Regions from separate parts of the Homo sapiens genome. Here region 2 is linked to region 1. Evidence: chromatin loops called from intact Hi-C (ENCODE). Cell type or tissue: heart right ventricle. All regions are shown on one strand. Each heading gives the region's core, and the rest is flanking DNA. Links, peaks and the distances in the headings are about the cores only. Region 1 overlaps KANK1 (KN motif and ankyrin repeat domains 1). Region 2 overlaps KANK1 (KN motif and ankyrin repeat domains 1).

The links. A loop is a pair of places that touch in the nucleus more often than their neighbours do. Peaks named below come from ENCODE experiments on the same cell type or tissue, not always from the same donor. Only the 100,000 strongest peaks of a DNase experiment are listed, where the experiment ranks them.
Region 2: a loop joins it to region 1, with 2.3 times the contacts of the local background. A loop is called at or near these places in 4 of 110 quality-filtered maps.

What each region holds. Positions count from the first base shown.
Region 1 is chr9:534,014-536,933 of GRCh38, forward strand. All of the region lies in intron 1 of KANK1 (KN motif and ankyrin repeat domains 1), which reads left to right. Among named protein-coding and RNA genes, the nearest start is that of KANK1, 31 kb to the left of the region's middle. In heart right ventricle, for the core only: no CTCF peak of the experiment used is centred there; a DNase peak (open chromatin) is centred at 1,077; H3K27ac peaks cover 886 bases.
Region 2 is chr9:590,321-593,240 of GRCh38, forward strand. All of the region lies in intron 1 of KANK1 (KN motif and ankyrin repeat domains 1), which reads left to right. Among named protein-coding and RNA genes, the nearest start is that of KANK1, 87 kb to the left of the region's middle. In heart right ventricle, for the core only: no CTCF peak of the experiment used is centred there; a DNase peak (open chromatin) is centred at 1,161; H3K27ac peaks cover 2,500 bases.

The DNA.
Region 1 (2,920 bases), core at 97-2,596:
TCTGCATTTTTATTCACAGGGATGAACAGAAGCTTGCAGATTGGGAGAAAGGGGGGGGCAGAACCAGTTGTTTTCAGGTGGACCCAAATAATGCATCTGCTTTGATAACTGCCTATCTCGATTTGCTTGGAAAGGGCATAGAGTAATAAATAGTTTGTGGGAGTGTGAAGAATGAGCCTTTAGACTGACCCAACTTGTGGAAATTCAGAAAATGCAGAAATGTACGTTCTTCCAGCTTGTGAATGTTGAACAATGGAATTGTTAGAAGAACTTTTGAAACTTGTTCTTTTTTTGAAAGTATTATTGTGCTCGGTTGGCTACATGTGCTTTGGTCTCAAAAATTTGTGCCTTAATCACATTGCTGGGGAGGCTGTGGATTTCACTATCAACAGAAAGTAATGTAAGATGTGATATCTTTTCAGCAGGACCTAAGGAGATTTTCTCGAAAGAAAAGGGGAAAATGCCGCTCTTAAGCAAAAAATCTGGACCATGTTGGCAGACATACGTCTTTGAAACATACCAGCAGAGAATTATTTAATCATTTGCCCCTTAGTTTTATCTTGATCACTCCTAGCGTGATTTTTTCCCCCTCTTAGTTATGCAGCAGCCTACTGGCTGACATTTAACTATTGATTGTTCATCCTGGGGAATGAATTACTGTGATTTATAGTCAAGGGTACAGATGTAAAGAGACAGAAAGGATCAGATGTTTCTAGTGCCTTTTTTCTTCCTCTGATGGCTTCTCCCAGAAACTTGATAAAAGCACCAACACTAAAACATGTTTACAATAAGAAAGCTGTTTATTCATCTTAAGTAGAAAATTCTATAAGTTTATGTAAAATTTTGCCCATGTGGGAACAATTAGTCTTTTAATTTGAGTTGTGTATTGTAATTCCATGGATGGAGATGGGTGGAGGTTGGGCCGAGGGGAAGCTGAGGTAAGAAGCCAGACCAGAGAATTTAAAATGATGTCTTTCTTTGAGGATGCCCCCTTTGCCCCTCCTGCTGGGCCTCGCAGCCGTGGGATTGGCCACATCACTTCCTGTCCAAGTTGGCACTGAGAGTGGCACAGTAACTCTGCCCAGTGTTCTCAGACTGCAGTGGGCAAGTTTCCAGCAATAGAGTCACCCAAAGAAACAACGCAGCCTCCTTTTTTTCTTTCTCTGTTGCCTAGGGCAGTTTTCCTCAGACCTCAGTACCTATGTCCCTTGCTTTTGGAATAACCCCATTAGGTCCCCAAACCTTGCCTTTGATGTATGTGGCTTCTTGAGGATCCCCTACATTTGCATCTGTTTCCTTCCCTTATGCAAAGGCCCTACGTCTTCCCTGGGAGAAGAGTCCTCGGGGGCTTTCCTGTGGGAGAAAGGAAGGATCTATTCCTGCCCACACTTCTTTCTCTCCAGATAGAGAAATAGCTCACATTTTTGGTGCCTACTCTGTACTGGGCACTGTACTGTGAGTTTTCATGTGTGACCTCACAGGTACTATGATCATCTCCAAGTGACGTTCAGAGAGGTGGTCTGCCCCAGGTCACAGGGCTAAAATTAGTAACATGTAAGGAAAATGGCTTTACTCTCAGCGTGAGATGAAACAGACAATACAGTACACCTGCTGAGTGACAGAGTTGTCCCTGAGTTGTTAGGGCCTTTGCCCGCCTTGGAGCTCCACTTGCTTGGTGCACAGTAGGCAGCAAATGGGCTGTAGAATCATGGTATTTGTGATTTCCTGTGTCCTTGACAGTTGAGATATTCTCTAAGGCTATTTATGTTCTCTCTACCATGCTCGTCACAAGCAGTCTTCTGGGTCCTCACAAGCAGTCTTTATTGTTTATATTTCTATTAACAGGTCTGTTCAAGGCAACGTAAACCTTTCCTACCATGTTCCTCAAAATTCTTCCAAGCTCCTTCACTACCCAATTCCAAAACCACTTCCACATTTTTTGGTATTTGTTATAACAGCACCCCACTTCCAGGTACTAAAGTCTTTTAGTTTTCTATTCCTGCTGTAATAAAACCCACAAATTTCATGCTTAAAACAGCACGTGTGGGGCGCGGTGGCTCACATCTGTAATCCCAGCACTTCAGGAGGCTGAGGTGGGCGGATCACTTGAGGTCAGGAGTTAAAGACCATCCTGGTTAACATGGTGAAACTCTGTCTCTACTAAAAAATATAAAAAAAATAGCCAGACATGGTGGCGGGCACCTGTAATCCCAGCTACTCGGGAAGCTGAGGCAAGAGAATCACTTGAAACCCAGGAGGCAGAGTTTGCAGTGAGCTGAGATTATGCCACTGCACTCCAACTTGGGCAACAGAGCGAGACTGTCTGAGAAAAAAAATACACAAAAGCACACATTTTTTTATATTACAGTTGTGTAGATCAGAAGTTGGACACAGGTCTCACTGGAATAAAATCAAGAAGTCAGCAGGACCAGTTCCTTCTGAAGGTTTTGGGGAGAATCTGTTTCCTTACTGCTGCAGCTTCTAGAGGTTGCCTGTATTCCTTGGCTTGTGACCCGTTTCTTCATCTTCAAAGCCACCACTGGCAAATTTAGTCCCTTTTACGCCTGACATTTCTTCTGGCTCCTCTTATGTGATCCCATCTTTCTGTCTCTGACCACAGAAATAAAAGACTTTTTAAAAAGACTCATTAGATTGGGTCCATCTAGATAATCCAGGAAAATCTCTCCATCCCAAAGTCCTTAATCTTAATGCCGTCTGCACAATGACTTTTGCCATGAATGTAACATAGTCACAGGTTTGGGAATTAGAAGTTGGGCACCTTTGGGGGGCGCATTTTTCTGCCTGCCACACATGATAAGGTGTAGACACAATACAGTTAACTCTCTTAGTTCGCAGTCGGCACCCCTTTAAGTAAAGTGTGTGGTTTCTAATCAAGCATTTTATTCAGGGTGCATCTGTT
Region 2 (2,920 bases), core at 194-2,693, 56 kb after region 1:
AAATGAGGAGTTGGACTAGGCAGGTGCTCCCCAAAGTCCCTTTCTAACATTACCATTTTCTCATCCAACTCCAGTCTACGCTGCCTCCTCTCCATTTCCTCCTTTACCAGACAGTTTAGTGTGTCTCAAGTTATATTTTATGGTGCTTTAGATATATATATGTATATTTTTGCTTAGAGACTTCATGCATTATTATTAGAGACTTCATGCAGTATGTAGTGACTGTAGAAAAATGAAAGATGTATCGATAAATAAAAGACCTGTTAAAAATATGTAACTTTACCACCATTAAATAACCACTGTTTATATTCTTCCGGAGATTTTTTTTTTTAGGTGTGTATGCCTAAATAAGATTCTTAAATACAGAAATGCACCCTGCTTTTCTCAGTTGAAAATTATAAACCTCTCTGCTTATCAGTAGTCACTGCTGTGTAATTATTAAAGGTTGATGAAGACTCTGTTTCAGGAATGTATTTTAACAAATCTCACTTTGGACATATGCATTAATGTACATTCTTCTAACTGTATTTGTGAGGCTGCTCTGAATTATTTTCTTATAAAATTAGGAAAGAGGTTTAATATATAATACACATTGCCTGGAAGACTGAACCGATTTACAGTTCCATCACCAGTATGCGAGAGGTCTCTTTTCCCACACCCTTAACATTGGATAGTGGAGTTTAAAACAAACAAACAAAAAAACCTTACCAGTTTTATAGACAGATGAACATCTTTTCATATGCCATTTATATTCCTTTGTGAGTTTTCTGTTCATATCCTTTGCCCATTTCTCCAGAGGGGTATTTGCTATTTTTGTTACTGACTTGCAGCAACGAGATTTTAAAGATTTAAAATTTTTAAATGTCTTTTATTATAAAAGTATGTTAGTTGTTTTGATAATTTCTTTGAATTTTTATACTGCTTTTAAATGTATATAAATATTTAATTTTAGGTTGTCAAATCTTTTTCTTTATGGTTTCCATATAGGCTAACTAGGAAGTAAGAATGCCTTGGTATTTGTTGCCCATTGTCAGTTCTTTACATAGCAGAGTAATCTCTTTCAAGTGTGATCACATCTTGGCATACCCCTGCCTGAGCTCGTCATGGCATTCTTGTTATCATGGCCTGCAGGGCCTGGCACGATCTTGCTTTTCCTGCTGTAAAGCCCCACCTCTTGTCACTCACCCTTGAACACTATGTTCCAGCCCCACTGGTCTCTTCTCAGTCCAGGGAATATGCCAACCTCCTTCCTGTCCCTGAAATTCTGCAGGTGCAGTTTCTTTGCTTGGGAAATGTGTGCACACGCGCACACACACACACTCTTTTGAGCACTTGTCAATATGCAATTATTTATTTATTTTTGAGATGCAGTCTCGCCTAGGCTGGAGTTCTGTGGTGCGATCTTGGCTCACTCTGCAACCTCTGCCTCCTGGGTTCAAGTGATTCTCCTGCCTCAGCCTAGCAAGTAGCTGGGATTACAGGTGCCCACTACGACGCCCAGCTAATTTTTGTATTTTTAGTAGAGTCGGGGTTTCACCGTGTTAGCCAGGCTGATCTCAAACTCCTGACCTCAGGTGATCCACCCACCTCAGCCTCTGAAAATGCTGGGATTACAGGAGTGAGCCACTGTGCCCAGCCACAATTATCATTTCTTATTAACTTACTCTTTTCCTGTTTCCCCCTCCAGCCTGTAACACCATAGGGGCAGGGACCTTGTCTGTGTTGACCACAGCGAGGTCTCTAGTGCTTAACATGTGGTATTTGTAGGAGATCGGTCAGGGTGGTGGAAGAAATTGTAGGAAAAGATGCAAACCTTCTTGGAAGAGGTTTTGCAAAAGCTTCAAAAAAGGGTTTGGCTGAAGGCAGCCAAATTCTCTTACCTGGAGCCTGAGAGCAAAGGTTAGATAATAAGGGGATGTAAAGGAATTGATCTAGATAAGTTAGTTTACTTAGGCCTCAGAACCTGGCCTTTAATCATCTGTGCGCAGGACTGCTCTTTCCCAGGGAGCAGCGGGAAGCCGGGGGAGGGGGAACCATGTTAATTACCCACAAGTGTGTTGACTCAAAGACTTTGTCATTACATCCATACTGAATAAATGCCCGCAGCACTGGCTTGTCAGGGCCACAGCTGCTATGACTCTTTCTTTCTGTGAGCACCCCGATCCCCTAGTCCGCTCTTTCACTGGATACCTGTGTCTAAGTACGTTTTTTCATCCATCGCTCAGCCAGAATCTGCCGGTCAGACCTGGCAAGTATTTATAGAAGAAATGAATCAATATTACATCTCTAACCACAAGATTGCACAGGCATTTAACTATATTTACCTTATTGTAGTTTTATGGTTTCATCTCACATTTTAAAATATTTTATCTGTATGAAACTTAGTTTGAAATGTGACTTGAGATAGGAATTAAAATTAATTTCTTTCCCAAATGAATAGCCACCTGCAATTTTTGTAGTTCTTGTTTATTAGAGAGTCCTTACTCAAAGTATAGTCCTTAAGCACTATTATATTGTTTTTTCTTTCTTCTGTTTGCTTTTCTCTCCTTGGGTAGTCCTTTGTGCAAAACGTAAATGCAGAAACTGCTCATTGACTTGAGCCAAATTGCTCATGAGCATGCTGGTTCAATACCAAGAAAGATGATCTTGGCGTCACCCACCATAGCCTACCTTCTAAGAAGAAAGAAGACATCATGTGACTGACTTAGGGAGTTGTACTATTTGTTCAATATCTAATGCTAGTAGACAATCTTGTTTTAGATAATTCTGGCCGCCAGTTTTTTTAAACTGTTGGAACCTGGAAATTTGAACATTCCAGTGACTACCTTTCCTAACTGCCTCTTATCTCTAGATGTGGAATAAAAATCCTTTGGCAGACCATGTGTTCCAGTTTTTGGTTTGGAAAATATGGATTATTATT